2 separate regions of the Homo sapiens genome follow, and region 2 is linked to region 1. Evidence: read pairs that join two places in POLR2A ChIA-PET (ENCODE). Cell type or tissue: Panc1. All regions are shown on one strand. Links, peaks and the distances in the headings refer to the core of each region. The heading gives the core; the rest is flanking DNA.

Evidence for each region. ChIA-PET counts read pairs that join two places held together with the same protein. Peaks named below come from ENCODE experiments on the same cell type or tissue, not always from the same donor. Only the 100,000 strongest peaks of a DNase experiment are listed, where the experiment ranks them.
Region 2: POLR2A ChIA-PET joins it to region 1 with 11 read pairs; 2 of 35 experiments call an interaction of 5 or more read pairs at or near these places.

What each region holds. Positions count from the first base shown.
Region 1 is chr7:128,939,228-128,947,558 of GRCh38, forward strand. It overlaps IRF5 (interferon regulatory factor 5), which reads left to right. Exons shown (of 9, transcript NM_001098629.3): 2 at 2,844-3,049; 3 at 6,618-6,807; 4 at 7,274-7,335; 5 at 7,796-7,829; 6 at 8,003-8,308. The coding sequence starts at 2,855. Among named protein-coding and RNA genes, the nearest start is that of IRF5, 5.5 kb to the left of the region's middle. RefSeq lists enhancers at 1,167-1,396, 1,507-1,556. In Panc1, for the core only: no CTCF peak of the experiment used is centred there; a DNase peak (open chromatin) is centred at 4,213.
Region 2 is chr7:129,256,293-129,264,623 of GRCh38, forward strand. All of the region lies in intron 1 of AHCYL2 (adenosylhomocysteinase like 2), which reads left to right. Among named protein-coding and RNA genes, the nearest start is that of AHCYL2, 35 kb to the left of the region's middle. In Panc1, for the core only: no CTCF peak of the experiment used is centred there; no DNase peak of the experiment used is centred there.

The DNA.
Region 1 (8,331 bases), core at 217-8,216:
GGGCCTGGGGTGCTGGGGCTGAGGGGTTCCAAGAGTCAAGGGAAGCACTGGGAAATCACCCCTTTTTATCTAAAGGCCCTACTTTGGGGTTTTTCCCCTGTACCCTGGTCTTCCCCTACCCTGACCCTGGGAGGAAGCTGAAAGAAGCTTCTTTCTGGGCACCTTTTGCCCCAGAGCCTCAGCCTGTCTGGACCAGGTGGGCAGCAGGGCCCAGGGTGTGGGCAGCTGACCCGGAGGGGTGGGATTTGGGGGTCAGGGCCTGTACAGGGAACCCCTTGTCCTCTCCCTGAGCTGGGTGTGGGTTTGCAAGGAGACATGTGACCCAGACCAACCCTGGGAGCAGCAGGGCGCCTGCTGTCTGGCCACTCTTACTAGGACTGCTGTGGCACTTCCTCCCCTAGTGGGTCCCTGGTGCCCATGAATTGCAGCTCCTGGGTGGTGGTGGGGGCACTGTCTCCTGGGACTCCAGCATGGCCCTGGGGTGAGCTGTGGGCTTACCCCACCTCAGCAGGTCCTCTAGGGCTGCCCACTGGATGCTTCGCTGCCTCACACAATTGTAGGGACTTCCTCAGGCTGTTGGATTTCCCCACCTTCCGGGGCTCAGGTCCATTGACTTAGGTCTAGGGCTCCATACATTTCACCCAGAGACTCCGGAGCCTGGCAGGCAGACCTGTTCTGACACCGAACTTCCAAAGTCATGGGCCTTGATTGGGGTGGTCTGAATTAGACCTAGCCCTTTTCTGGGCAGAAGGGAGCTTCTAGGAGGATGGATGCTGTTCGGGTTAGAGCTCGTGTGGACCTAGCTGCAGGCAAAAGCCTTGAGGCTGAGTCCCTTCTGTGGCATGGTGGACAGACTCTCGCTCATCACAGCCGGGCTTGTCACGGGAGCTCCTCCTCCACACCCCTCCCTAAGCTGCCTGTATGGACGCGGCCCTCTGACACTGAGGTCGGAGTTATCATTTCAAAACCTTGCTCTGTATTAAACAGCCGTGTTGGGCAGGGCCAGACTGCTGGACTGACAGTAGGGGGCAGGCAGCCGGACCCTCTGAGCTCCCCAACGGCACCAGCGCCTGCACGGCCTCAGCCCAGGGGGTCATTAGGGAAGCTCTCCCCGATTCTGTGCAGACAGAGCTTCCTCTGTCCACCCTTGCTCGGCCAGAATTGTGTGCCGCTGGTGACTGGCACCCCTCTATTCTAGGGCCAAGGCCTCTCAGGGGTCTACAGATACAACTATGGGTGGGTGCACACCCATGTTATAAACCACACTAAATGCACAAAAACTGTCTGCAAGTTTGGGGTGCGGGGAACAGCTCTGGGTGGGAGGTTGGAAATTTGGTCTGGGGGACCCACTCGGCTCCCTCCCTCAGCCCACAGTGAGTCTGGTTTCTGAGTTGTCCCGGTCTAGCCACTTTCGTTTCCCCTGGGGCCGGGTGGAGGCTGGGGCAGAAAGCGGAACTGAGCCCGCGTGTTCTGAGGCCAGGGCAGGGCTGGAGCGTTCTGAACACCTCCCCGTCCCAGCCCCTGGGCCAGGCAAGGGCCGGCCTTACCTCTCCTGGGTTGGTGGCAGCAGAGCTGGGCTCTGAGGGAGGCCTGCAATGTGAGACAGTAGCAGCTCAGAGGCGGCACTAGGCAGGTGCAACCCCAAAAGGTACTGGGCAGGGAATTTCAGGGGAAACTGAGGCTCCATGCTGCAAGGCCAAAGCAGGCCCAGACACAGGGAGTTCAGCTCGAACGTTTGCTCCTTACTTGCTGACCGACACATTCACTTCTGATGGGCTGTGCTGTGTAATGACCCAGTCCTTTCTGTCTTCCACCCAGGGGTCTCAAGTGAAGGGCCAAGGGCATGGGTAAGGGGAGGAGAGGGACAGAAGGGGACTCAGGACTGTGGAGAGTTTCCGGTTCTGGGCTGGAGAGGGAGTTGGGCAGGTGAAGGGGAGGAGGCAGGGTCCCTCTGGCCTGACTCCAGGGAGGCAGTGAAGCTGTGGCCTGGGAGGCGGGGCTCGTGCCCCTGGGTAGGTAGCAGTTAGAGCTGTGGCTTCTGTTTCCTGTAGCCTTCCTAACAGGCTCCGGCAGGCGTTAGGGCCTTCCTAAGTGCTACCCGAATGCGTGTCCAGTGGGAGGAGAAGGGGGAGGACCAAGAACCTAGATGAATGGCCCTAGAGAGGTAACATCTGTTTGGTGCCTGCTGTCATTGGAGGTGGGTTGAGTTGGTTGATGGGATTTCTCTAAAGATATTGAGAAACTGCTTTCCTCTGAGGGCAGGTGTCCTTGGGAGCTCCAGATGAGATTCTTGTTGAGGGCATCTCCGGAGGGAACTCTCAGGGGATGGAGGGTGAGAAAACTTGGGCAGGGAAGAATCGAACTAGGGGTGTAGACTGAGCAGGAGGCTGTCTTCGGGCTGATCCCACAGAGCGCTCGCTGTCCCAGGTAGCCAGCTTGAGACAAGACAGCCGGGCTTTTGGTGTCAGGCAGTCACTGGCTGTGGGCTGCCCCCCAAGAGCAAGGGGTGGGCCTAACCTGTGGTGTGAGTAGTGGAAGGCGGTTCTCTGGCCAACGGGCTGCTTGCTGCTGTTAGCAGTTGGAGAATGGATGCCTCTGCCCGGTAAAGGGCACCTGGGGCCGCGCCCGCAGCATTCACTAACTCGTAACTCTCCTTCCCTTCCTCCAAACACAAAATTCCATGACACTAGACAAGAAAGCTGATGCTTGGAAAAGAGAATTGGCCTTAAATACCTAGATGGACTGGAGAGACCATCCTTTGTGGTCCATAGCTTGACCTCTGAGTACCCTGTCCCCATCCACCTGCAGACCTGCTGAGGCTCCCCTCTGGCTTTCTCCTGCAGACCCCTCTGCCATGAACCAGTCCATCCCAGTGGCTCCCACCCCACCCCGCCGCGTGCGGCTGAAGCCCTGGCTGGTGGCCCAGGTGAACAGCTGCCAGTACCCAGGGCTTCAATGGGTCAACGGGGAAAAGAAATTATTCTGCATCCCCTGGAGGCATGCCACAAGGCATGGTCCCAGCCAGGACGGAGATAACACCATCTTCAAGGTAAGCCCCGGGGAGGAGGTTGGCTGGACCTCCAGGGCACCCTGTCCCCAGAAGAGGAGCGCACATAACGCACACAGGCAGCTCCTCGAGGCTGGCCACCCGCCCAGCTACCATGCTGCTGCTGATGCCGGGCCCGGACTAAGGGGATGCAGACGTAGACACAGGGTACACCTTTTTCCTTTTTTTTTTTTTTTAAGACAGAGTCTCGCTCTGTAGCCCAGGCTGGAGTGCAGTGGCACGATCTCAGCTCACTGCAACCTCTGCCTCCTGGGTTCAAGCAATTCTCCTGCCTCAGCCTCCTGAGTAGCTGGGATTACAGGCATGAGCCACCACGCCTGGCCTAGGGCACATCTTTTCTAACCTGCACCCTAGAGCATCGTGGGGACTGAGGGTCCCCAGAAGGCCTTCCCATAACTCGTCCTACTCACCCTTTGCTCGTCTCACTCCTATTACTCATGAGGACTTGTTCAGTGCACGCATATGCTAAAGGAAGCCAACGATCATCATCTTTCTAAAAATTTTATTTTTAAATTAGTATATATTTATGGGGTACACAGTGGTGATTTGATAAGCACAGTGATCAGATCAGGTACTTAGCATATCCATAATCTCAAACATTTGTCATTTCTTTGTGTTGGGAACAAACTATTTTTAATATAAGATTCAGATACATCATCAATCTTTCAATTGTTTAAATTTTCTAATTTTTTTTAGAGACAGGGCCTCACACTGTTGACCAGATTCCAATTTTTTTTTTTTTTTTTTTTTTTTTTTTGAGACAGGGTCTCACTCTGTCACCCAGGCTGGAGTGCAGTGGCTTGATCTCAGCTCACTGCAGCCTCGACCTCCCAGGCTCAGGTGAGTCTCCCATCTCAACCTCCTTGAGTAGCTGGGATTACAGGTGCCTGCCACCACAACTGGCTAATTTTTTGTACTTTTAGTAGAGACTTTGCCATGTTGCCCAGGCTGGTCTTGAACTCCTGGACTCAAGCAATCCACCCACCTCAGCCTCCCAGAGTGCTGGGATTACAGGTGTGAGCCACCATGCCCGGCCCAATCTTTTTTTTTAATTGATGTACTACAACTGTACATATATACTCTTTTTTTTTTTTTTTGAGATGAGTTGTTGCTCTGTTGCCTAGTGTTGCACCATTGGTGAGCAGTGGTGCAGTCATAGCACAACCTCCAACTCAGCTCAAGTGATCCTCCAGTCTCAGCTTCCTGAGTAGCCGTGACTACAGGTGCATGCCACCATGCCCAGCTAATTTTTTTTTTTTTTTTTGAGATGGAGTCTTGCTTTTTCACCCTAGCTGGAGTGCAATGGCACAATCTCAGCTCACTGCAACCTCTGCCACCTGGGTTCAAGCAATTCTCCTGCCTCAGCCTCCCGAGTAGCTAGGATTACAGGCACCTGCCACCATGCCCGGCTAATTTTTTTTTTTTTTTTTTTTTTTTTTTTTTTTTTTGTATTTTTGGTAAAGACAGGGTTTCACCCTGTTGGCCAGGCTGGTCTTGAACTCCTGACCTCATGATCCACCTGCCTTGGCCTCCCAAAGTGCTGGGATTACAGGCGTGAGCCACCGTGCCCAGCCTAATTTTTTGATTTTGATATTTGTAAAGATGAGGTCTCACTTTGTTGCCCAGGCTGGTCTCAAGCTCATGGGCTCAAGTGATCCTCCCACCTCAGCCTCCTGAGTAGCTGGTATCACAGGCGCAAGCCACTGTGCTCTCTCCAATAATCTTAATGCTAGGATGTACCTCGCATAATAGTTTTTGCTTACATTTTAGTTTTTTTGCACATGTGTGTATATGGAATGCAAAATTGGAATCAAGTGAATATCTTGATTTATAGCCTGGATTTTTTTCACCCAATATCAGGATCAGCTTTCCTTTCCAACATACGTCCACATCACTTTTCGTGACTGTAGAATTTCCACTGGAATGGTTTAGCACAATTTGGTCACTGAGTCTTGGTTTTTAGATACTTGAGATTGCTTTTAAAACCTGAACTTAAAAACCACATTGTCATGTAGGCTGTCTTAATGCTTCCCTTTTTTTCATCCTCAATTATTTTGGGGGTTGATTTCCTAGAGTTGAAAATTGCTGGGTCAAAGGCAATGCTTATTTTTTAAAACTTTGGGTACATATTTTCTTAGTTTTTGGGCTTGATCCTTACCTTTCCAAAATTCTTTTGCTAATCCATTTATTTTGTATAGGTAATACAGTCACAAAATTCAACATTAAAAGGCATAGAATGGTTTAGAGCAAAAAGTCTCCCTCCTTCCCTGGTTCATCACCACCCACTCCCCTCCCTAGCCTTTCCCTAGAGGCAGCCGTGTTGTCATTTTCTTGTTTAGCCTTCCTGAGAGATTTTTATGCACATGTAAGCAAATATGGAACTATCCTTTCCTCTACTTTTCATAAGAAATGCTAGATATCTGCATATTTGTCTAGACTTAATACTTCTTGACGATTGCTACATGTCAGCTTATAAACAGTTTCCTGCTTTTTCTTTTTTTGTGCTGCCCAGTATTTTTCATTCAATGGGTTGGCCGTAATTTCACCAGCCCCTCATTGATGGATGTTGCATTGGGTATTTTGGGTCATCTTTTACACACAGCACTGCTGCGAATAACTTTGTGTGTGCAATATTTTGTGTGAATGCTTCTATGATATTTAGGATGAATTCCTAGAAATCAAATAGCTGGGTTAAAAGGTAGAAAGAAATGTTGGTAACCCTCACCTCACCTAATTGCCATTCAAAATAATACCAACAGCTCCAGTGTCTCGAGCCTGTCCTATGTGCAGGTTTAGCTCTGAGTGCTTTACGGACATCAACTCCCCTCATCTTTTTTGAGATAGGGTATCACTCTGTCGTCCAGGCTGGAGTGCAGAGCATAATCATGGCTCACTGCAGCCTTGAACTCCCCAGCTCAAGCAATCCTCTCACCTCAGCCTCCTGAGTAGCTGGGACCACAGGCACCCACCACTATGCCCAGCTAATTTTTTGTAAAGACAGGAGTCTCGTTATGTTGCCTAGGCTGGACTCCAACTCCTGGGCTCAAGCAGTCCTCCCACCTTGGCCTCCCAAAATGTTGGGATTACAGGTGCGAGCCACTGTGCCCAGCCAACATCAACCCCTTGAGTCTTCGCTGCCACTCCATGAGGTGGGCAACTGTGAGGAGATCAAGACAAAGGGAGGCAGTGACATGGCCTGGCACACAGCTGGCGGGGGGCACTTCCAGATTCAAACCCAGCCTGGCTCCAGGGTGCTCACCCTTATCCCGCACGCTGTCCTCCTTAGAGATCACACTGTTTCACCCTCCCAGGAGCAGGGACTATGGATGCATCTCATAGCCCCTAGATTTCATGTAGCTTGCTGGCAGCCTGAGGGCTGGGGCAGGACTGTGGCAGACTCCCACGCTGCAAACCAGGTCTGGGGCTCAGCGAGGCTCAGCCTGTAGCCGAAGTTCTCCCCACACAGTAGAGTCTCCTATGGGACAGGAGGCAGACTGGGGCTGTGGCAGGGATGAGGTTCTCTGTGGTCGGCTATTTCTTCCTGCCCCAGGCCTGGGCCAAGGAGACAGGGAAATACACCGAAGGCGTGGATGAAGCCGATCCGGCCAAGTGGAAGGCCAACCTGCGCTGTGCCCTTAACAAGAGCCGGGACTTCCGCCTCATCTACGACGGGCCCCGGGACATGCCACCTCAGCCCTACAAGATCTACGAGGTCTGCTCCAATGGCCCTGCTCCCACAGGTATCAGGCCTAGCCCTCTGTGGGCCACCTGGGAGGCTGTGCAATGTCCTGGCCCCCAGCCATGAGCTCTTGGGTGCAGGCAGGCCAAGGGCCCCTCTAGCAGGCAGTGGTCCAGGAAACGATGCGGGGGCTCCCGCTAGGTCATGACACCCAGGGCTTCCAGGAGTGGCTGGGATGGGTCACTGGCATATCAGGAATGGCTTGGCGTGCAGTCAGGGACCTGGGTGCTTCTTCCTTACCATTGCCCTCGTTTTGGCTTCTGGCTCCAGCCTAGGTCTCATGGCCCATGGAGTCGGGGAGGTCTTTCCCAATCCTGGTGGCTGTGCCCTCCACCTCGCCCTGTGTTGGGGGCAGCTTTGGGGAAGGCAGAAGCTGCATAGGAGCTACAGGCAGCCTCTCAGGGGATCTTGCTTCTCCTCCGACATTGACTCCTTTACTGCCCTGCTTTTCTCTCCCTGCTGTGCAGACTCCCAGCCCCCTGAGGATTACTCTTTTGGTGCAGGAGAGGAGGAGGAAGAAGAGGAAGAGGTGAGTGTGGGTTGAGGAGGCAGGTGGAGCCCTGGACGAGCTCTCTGCTGTCCCCATCGGCCTTAGGTTTCCGCAGCCCCACTCCCATGGAGCCCCGTGGCCCTCTCAATAGTTCTCCTTGTTTCTTCTCCTGGGATTCTGAACGATAGGAGCACAGTCCCCACCTGCTCCTTCCCAGGGCATTGTCATTACCCTGTGTGTGTGACCCACGCAGCAGTTGGGGCTTGGTAGGTCTGACTCCCTGCAGAAGGCAAATGAGGAAAGTGAGGCAAAGGGCTTTTCTGACCTGCCTGGGATGGACGAGCTGGGACCGGAGGCAGGGTCTTGCCTGAGCTAAACTGAGGCTAGGGGAGTTGCCTCATAGTTCTCGCCTGTTATTTCCCCAGCCCCAGGTCAGTGGAATAACCTGTCCTCCTTTCTCTCCCATCTCTTCCCTCCCTTGCTGGTGGTGTCCCTTCAGCTGCAGAGGATGTTGCCAAGCCTGAGCCTCACAGGTGGGGCCGGGAGGTGGTGGTTGGGGGTCTAGTATACAGAGAAGCTATAGGTACCATAGGTACCTGGAAGGGGGCTGATGGGAGGCTAGGGTGGCCCAGGGCTGGGAGGAGGTGTGCCTGGGAGGCAGTTCGTGGAGGTGGCACTGACAGCCGTCCACACGCACTCTCTGTAGATGCAGTGCAGTCTGGCCCCCACATGACACCCTATTCTTTACTCAAAGAGGATGTCAAGTGGCCGCCCACTCTGCAGCCGCCCACTCTGCGGCCGCCTACTCTGCAGCCGCCCACTCTGCAGCCGCCCGTGGTGCTGGGTCCCCCTGCTCCAGACCCCAGCCCCCTGGCTCCTCCCCCTGGCAACCCTGCTGGCTTCAGGGAGCTTCTCTCTGAGGTCCTGGAGCCTGGGCCCCTGCCTGCCAGCCTGCCCCCTGCAGGCGAACAGCTCCTGCCAGACCTGCTGATCAGCCCCCACATGCTGCCTCGTAAGGACCCATGGCTGGGCACG
Region 2 (8,331 bases), core at 15-8,014, 320 kb after region 1:
AAGATTATGTATCAAATATAAAGCTCTTATCCTCTAGCCATCTGATTCCCTTCCTTGAGAGTAACTAGAATAGTTTCTTATGTCTTATTTATCTTTTAGGAGTAGCCTATGCATTTACAAGTGTATACATACTTTTTTGTCTTTCCTTGAATAAACCAATAAAATACTTATATCCTTTTGAAAATATACAAAAGGTAGCAGCATACAATACACACCATTTACCATTTTACATCTTGCTTCCCGCCCCCCACCCCCCACCCCCCCCCCGCCTTAATCTATCTTGTAGCTGCTTTGTTGTTTTTAAAGTCTATATAATATTTCATTGTATGGATGTACCATAATTTATGTAACCAGTTTTTTATTGTTGGTTATTTAAATTGTTTTCAATATTTTGCCCTTACAATCAATACTGTAATGAATATCTTTGGGTATATCTGTTGAACACCTATGTGAATTATGTGGAATAAATTCTCATAAGTAGAATTTCTTGTTCAAAAGGTTTTTTTTTTAATTGTATAAATATTGCCAAATGCAATAGAGGTTTTTACCAGTTAACACTTCCAACTAATAATGTGTGAATAAACTTTTTCTTAAATAAAACTGATTCTACAAACCGAGTCTTAGGAGAAAATAAAATTTATAAATAATAAAATTTTTATTGTGCTGTTGAATTGAAGAGGCATAGATAACCCCCTTTTGTCTTGACATGATCCTTTTGAGCAACCTCAGAGGAGCCCCTAGAGTTGCAGAGGCATAGACTGAAAACACCGATAACCAGCTCCCTTTATTTTATCTATGAAGAAGAGAGCTCTGAAGGGATGAAGCTGTTCCTCCAAGACCACCCAAAAAACAGAAAAACATGAACTATAGAACCCTCAGATAGGAATAGGAATGGCTTGGAAATGTATGCAGAAGTGTTTTGTGTAACAGGTAAACCCCAATTAATTACTTTTTGAGAATCAAACCTTTTTAAAATAACATTTGCTGTTTGATTTTGTTTTAGTAAGCTTCATGGTTAGTGGAGCCTTGGCAGCCTAAGGGATCCTTGGAGTGGAAAAGGGAACTTGGTGGTCAGAGACAAGGGAGGAAGTCCTACCTTCATATTTCTGACATGGTGACAACTGATATGAAGAGCAAAAGGGGCAAAGACTAGCAGAAGAGAATGAGGGGTGGAGGGGCAAAAGGGTCTCAAGTACCTACCCAGTGCCTGGTGCATGGTGGCTGCTCAGTAATGGTAGTTCCTTACTGGTGGAAGTATGGACTGGTCTGACCATTTTGAAGGATGGTACTTAATCAGATTATGCATTATGTATACCTTGTAACCCAGCAACTTTTTTCCTGTATATATACGTGAAAGAAGTTCTCACACAGGTTCATAAGGGGTCATTCATTTCAGTGTATTTGTTCTTGTGGAAAGTAATTTGTTGTCCATACCCTTTCCCCAGTGATGGGTAAAATGTGATCATAGATTTATACCTCAGTTTGAAGTAATGGTCTAGATGTGCACATGGCAGCCTAAGGATCTTAGAGACATAGTGCTGAGTAACAACAGAAAGAAAAGGAATGAGATATGTAACACAATAGCATTTATATACATTTTAAAATGTATGTAAGTAAAACATTACATACTTTACAAGAAAACATGTTAACACATTAAACACATTATAGTGATTGCCTGTGTTGTGGATGATAGGAGTGGAATAAAAGAATAAGCAAATAAGAGTAAAAATACACAAATGTAAAACTTCATTTCTGTATGGAGGTGATCTTTAAAGCATCTGTTGGATAATTAGGAGGACACCTACAGATCAGTACCCCTGTGTCTCCCATTCTCCCATTGTGGTTACCTTTGGGAGTAAAATTTCTGGTAACGAATTACCATTGGAATATTTTTTGTTGTTAATTTAACTGAAAGTAAATCAGATTCACAGTTCTCAATTTTTTTTTTTTTTTGCCTTTAAAAGGAAAAAAAAAAAGAATCCCCCATCCTTCACTTTTTCTGTTACTGTGTATTCTGTTGGATTGTTGCTTAAATACAAAATACTAACCTTATGCCTAATTTAGGTACTACGTGTATACCAGGACTACATGATATCCTTCTTAGAAGATAATACTTAGTGACATTAATAATTCATTGGGAGACTTCTCCATGTTCTTTTAGATAATTGCCTTTTCTGATTAAAGCTTGGAATGCCAATAGTTGGAATAAAGCAGTCACTTCTTTGATCTGTTACCCATTATAAAATTTATGTTATTTATCTTGCTTTTTTTTTTTTTTTTTTTACAAGAATCTCTGCTTATAGCAGATAAAAATACTGACTGACTTCCAGAGAGTTCCCTGAGATACCAGGTAAGATCTTGGATAGAATGGAGTGTAGGAAACAAACAGTTCCTATCGTAAGCAATTTTTGTTGCTAGAACAAAATCCTTTTGTAGGTCATGAACTTTTGAGTAGCCTGAGTTTTGAGTTAGCCTCAATTAAGGTTTTTGGTTGTTTTACCACCCAGGCTCCAGATTAGCAACTGGAGACAGGAGCTGTGATGGAATTAAAGTAACCGTGGCAACCATTATAATGTAAATGAGCCTTCTTGGGCAGGAAGTTGAGAGCGTGAGCACTTGTTAGGGCATTCCTTTATTACATCTACAACTAGAGCTGAGTAGCATTTTGCTATTTTAAAATCCTGCTCCTTGGACACCATCAAGTCCTGTGTTATTCCAACCTTCTTTTAGTTTTCTGAGAAACTAACACCAAACTAATATGTATATAAAATAGGAAATGAATCTCTGGTGTGCCTCCTTCATTCACATTAAGACCTCTTCTTCCTTTAATAACATTACCTTTTTCCCACTGCTTCTGGCAATAACACTCAGCACCAAGTCTCTGATAAACAAAGAAGGCCACTTAGGTTTTGAGAGATGTGGTGTGTACCTAGTATACTCTGATGGCCAAGATTTGGCTTATGGTGGAACAAGTGGTGCCAGGGCCCCTTCTTAAGCAGCACAGGAGCGACAAATCTTTGGTCTCAAATCTTAATTTTTTATATTAGTCTTTAAAATTTTAAATTATTTTAAAATTTTTTTCAATAAGTCTTTTGTACTCCTAACCTTTGAATTTCAAGTCATAAGATTGTAAGTTTTAGAGTATTAATGTAGGCTTACTCTTTGTGGATTTAGAGATTAGATGACTGGAGGAGAATAATAAAAGTGAAACTGAAGTAATTACCAAATGAGGTTGAGTTCTAAGTTAAGTACTGTACTTGTTTACTACCCCACAATGAGTCCAGTGATTTTAACAACAAGGCTTGTAAGCGAGAAGCTTAAGGTTCCTATTCAAGGTTAACTATTGTTATGATGTTGGTGCTAGGAAAATAACTTCCCTCAACCTCAGTTTTTCTCTTTGTAAAGGAAGAGTGAAAACGACGACTCACTCTGTTGTGGGGAAATACTTACAAAAGGAAATAAAATTTAACTAGTAGTATGGTCAAGAATGTCAGCTGAGGTTGGCCAGGCGAGGTAGCTCACATCTGTAATTCCAGTGCTTTGGGAGGTTGAAGCAGGCAGATCATCTGAGGTCAGGAGTTCGAGACCAGCCTGGCCAACATGGTGAAACCCTGTCTTTGCTAAAAATACAAAACTAGCTGGGCATGGTGGCATGTGCCTGTAATCCCAGCTACTTGGGAGACTGAGGCAGGAGAATCGCTTGAACCCAGGAGGCGAAGGTTGCAGTGAGCCGAGATCATGCCTTTGCCCTCCAGCCTGGGCAACGTGAGTGAAACTCCATCTCAAAAAAAAAAAAAAAAAGCTGATATAAGACAAATTCTGATTTTTAAGGTAATGTGCCTTAGTTATGCCTGCTTAGCTTGTGCCAGTTAAGGCTTTTTACTTTGATTTTAAGTTTCCTTCCTCCTACTTCATCCTTTTGTTGAGTTGTCATTCAGATCACAACAGATACTCTTGTATAACTGTCTTTGTTGGCTTAGTCTTCAACAGGTGGATTGATCTTGGACTTCAAATATTTGAGCATTTACTATATGCAAAGCTTGGAACTGGGTGCATAGGGAATAAATATAAAATGTATACAAGTGTGATTCCTGCCCTTCAATATACAATCATTCAAATACTTGTAGACAGTTCTGCTCTTACTTTTCCTACCCCAGATAGTCTCTTCTCCATGGAAATCATTCCTGCTTCTCTTAATCATTCTTCATATGATGTAGTCGGCCAGGCCATTACTACCATCCTGGCTATCAGCATCACTTGTAAGAGGTCATGTTTCAAATTATAATTCTCAGGGTGTTGCTTGACCTGTTTCATATTTCAAATTATAATTCTCAGGGTGTTGCTTGACCTGTTTCAATTTTCTTCCTTGTTCAGGTCACTGTACTGTTATTTTATTACCTATGAATTTGTATTAACTTTTAAGCTGTCAATTCAGTACAAAGGCCCACCTTGAGCTTACAGTCAACTGAACTCTCATCAACACATGTTAAAATTGGTTTCAATTTTTTTTTTTTGAGACGGAGTCTTGCCCTGTCACCCAGGCTGGAGTGCAGTGGCACGATCTCTGCTCACTGCAACCTCCGCCTCCTGGGTTCAAGTGATTCTCCTGCCTCAGCCTCCCGAGTAGCTGGGATTACAGGCGTACGCCACCACCCTCGGCTAATTTTTTGTATCTTTAGTAGAGACAGTGTTTCACCATGTTGGGCAGGCTGGTCTCGAACTCCTGACCTTAAGTGATCTGCCCATCTCGGCCTCCCAAAGTGCTGGGATTACAGGCGTGAGCCACCGTACCTGGCCTGAAATGGATTTCTTATTCGCTGTATACTTCTAAAAAATAAATGCATGTATATTTACCCTTGATAAATTTTATTTTGTATTTTCAGCACGTTGTTTCTATATGTTCAGATATTTGATCTTTTATAATCTTTAATGATATCTCTTATATCTTTAATGGTATTATTTAATCTTTATAGATAGGTTTAGATCACCAGAAAATTTATAAGCTACCATTTAAATCTTCACAATATTGATAAACATCTACTAAGATAAGGCCAAATAGAGAGTTCTGTGGCAACTGTTAGTTACTTCTTTCCAGATTTACATTAAACAATTGATTAATAATCTTAGAATCGTTGTTCAACCAATTGTAAATCTATCACTTAACTAGCATAAGAAAGTTAATCTTGATTTCAGCAATATGTATTGGACCTACTTTATGTTATTTCTCTGATCTCTTAGTCTAATACTTTTGTCAAAAGTAAAATGAGGTTAGCATGATTGTTTTTCTTGGTGAACCCCATTCTGACTCACTGTGTTCTCTGTACCCCTTCCCTACCCCACCGTAGGCTAACATAGGAAATCTTTGTTAAACCCTTAATCTATGATTTCAATAATCTAGTCTCTTTTTTTCCTTTGAAATTGAGAAAATTAAAATTGCACTTTATTGTTTCTAGTCTTCTAGCTTCTCTTCCATTTTTCATGAGAGATCATGGAGATCTTAGGCTGTAATTTATCTGGTTCTAGATATTTGCATTTACTAAAAGCTACTGGGTGCTCTTTTATTATCTTTTCTCCTATTTCAGGCTTCAGTTTCCTCTTAACCATTTGCATTCTCTTTTCAGTATGGAAAGTTACTCTGGATAAAGAAAATGCAAGCAAAATAAGAGTTGAATAGGTTTGATTTTCTGTATTATTTTTTAACATGGTAGAAGGGCCTGTCTCATATTTTTGCATATAACATCACTGAAAAAAGACTATATGTTTGCACTTTTCATAAGCTTATATTGATATTCTATTATGTGCCAGGCACTGCATTAGATTCTTGGGCTCCAAATATAAATAAGATATGGTCTCTGTTCTCAAGGAGGTCACAATATAATTGGAGAGATACGTATTTATATAAATATTTACTGTATAGCAAGAGCCGCTGGCCAGGATCAGAAAACATACTTTGAGGGTTAGAAAAATAAGACAGGGATTTATGCTGAATAAGGTGGCGAAATGTACATTTTCAATAAGCTATAGGAGGAGTCATGAATATTTATGAAAGGAGAAACATGTACATGCACAGTTGAGCTTCTTACCCCTTTATGGGTTGCATGTACAGAGAAAAGGCAGTATTAGCATGATCCAAGGGTGGAGTTTTTGAGCCTCTGGCCTCAAAAGGTGAAGCAGAGGACATGAAAAGCCTCACTGCGCATCCTCTGTAGACTGGCCAGAACCACTCCGTGGTTGGTGGTCTCCTATTAGGAAGGAATGCTGGTTGGTGGTTGTGAGGAAACCACAAGAGGGAGGGGCAATGTCAGGAGGTTGGTTTATATTAGCAGTGGAGCAAGTAAAAAGGCTGGTTTCTGTTTAACCCTTAGGAAAGAAGCCTAATGCTGGGCAGCAAGGGATGGGTATAATGAGGTGTGTCTGACCTTTCACTTGGTCATGGCTGGGAACTCAGATTTCAGGGCTTCTCTGGGGTCTCCTTGGCCAAGAGATGGTCACTTCAGTCAGTTGGGGGGCTTAGAATTTTATTTCTCAGGAGGAACAACATTCCTTTTTATGAAGAATAGCATATAATAAGCTGACATGAAAATGGAGGGTAAAGGCTACCTGATGTGTTTAGAAATCTTAAAATAATCCAGGATGGTTGGAATACGGAATAGGAGTCCCAAGAAATGAGGCTGGAGGTGGGACCATAAAAGAAAGGGCCTTATATTCTTTGCTAGAATTTGGACTCCAGGAGGCACAGGAGTATCACCGAAGGGTTTTAAGCTGGGGATGTGATCAAAACCAAGCCTGTCTAGTCAGTCCTTCCTTATGACATACTATATAATTAAGTTTAGTCTGTTATGTTGTGGTTACAAACAGTCCCCATATTTTAGTGGCTTACAATAACAAGGATTTATTTTTTGCTCATACTGCATGTCCATTGTGTAGCTTTGTTCCAAGACTTAGGCTAGATGCTCATATCTGAGACATTTTCTCTTGTATTAGAGATAAATAAGGCATGGTAGAACCACACCATTTCTCTGAAAGTTTCTGTTCAGAAGTGGGATGTGTCATTTCCTCTTACTTCCCAGCGTCATTGGCTAAAGCAAGTCATGTGGCCAAACTTGATATCAACTGGACCAGTTGTCTAATTCTCCACCAGGAAGGAGCAGTGATTTTTGAATAATAATGGCATCTATTTACATGTATCAAATTTTATTTCTTTGCTTTCCGGGATTACCTGGGAGCATCTGGTGACTGTGTTCCCAGTGACTTGAAGTAGCTTGAGGGAATAAAGCTAGTTGTAGGCAGAGAAACGAGAGACAAGAAAATGTCCTGGCAGCTTTAATTTGTTTCTCTTCTCCCTGAGGCTGTCCTGGTTCCTGAAATTTTCCTTTGTGTCTGTAAGCTAATAGGAGAGTGTCATGATCAGATGTGCATTTTAGCAAGATTACTTCAGATGCAATATGGAGAATGGGGAGAATGCATTCGAGTAAAAGCAGGAAGAACAGTTAGTGCCTTGTGTAGAAAGAATTTTTAGTAATCTGTTTCAGATATAGAAGGACAAACTAAGGGCCTGGCAATAGAAATGTGGGATTCTTTTAGAGTTACCTCTGAGTCCTGGCTATTGTGGGGAGAAATAAAAGAGAAGGAAGAGAGTTATGTCCAGGTAAGGCATTTGAGTAGATGGTGGTGCCATTCACCAACATAAGGGGTAAAACAGGTCAGAGGAGAAGATATTTTATTTTATTTTATTTTTTATTTTTTTGAGACGGAGTCATGCTCTGTCGCCTAGGCTGGAGTGCAGTGGCGCCATCTCGGCTCACTGCAAGCTCCACCTCCTGGCTTCACACCATTCTCCTGCTTCAGCCTCCTAAGTAGCTGGGACTACAGGCACCCGCCACCATGCCCGGCTAATTTTTTGTATTTTTAGTAGAGACGGGGTTTCACCTTGTTAGCCAGGATGGTCTCAATCTCCTGACCTCGTGATCCACCCGCCTCAGCCTCCCAAAGTGCGGGATTACAGGCGTGAGCCACTGCGCCCGGCCAGTAGAAGATATTTTAGACATTGAGTTTGAGGTGTCTGTGGAACATCTAAGTGGAGATGACTAGTAGGCAAATTGGATAAACCGGTATCGAGCTCACGGGATGTAAAGAGTGTTATTAAAATGATGGTTCATGGAATGTAAGGGTAAGAAATCATGGATAAGAAGGAAAGGAAGAAAGGAGATGACCGAGAGATTGAAGTAAAAGAATTAGTGAGCTAAAGTCTGTGAAATTATAGTAGAGAAAATTAAACAAGCAAGCTAAAAAGAAGTCAGAGAACAGGATACCCAAATTAGCCATTATGGA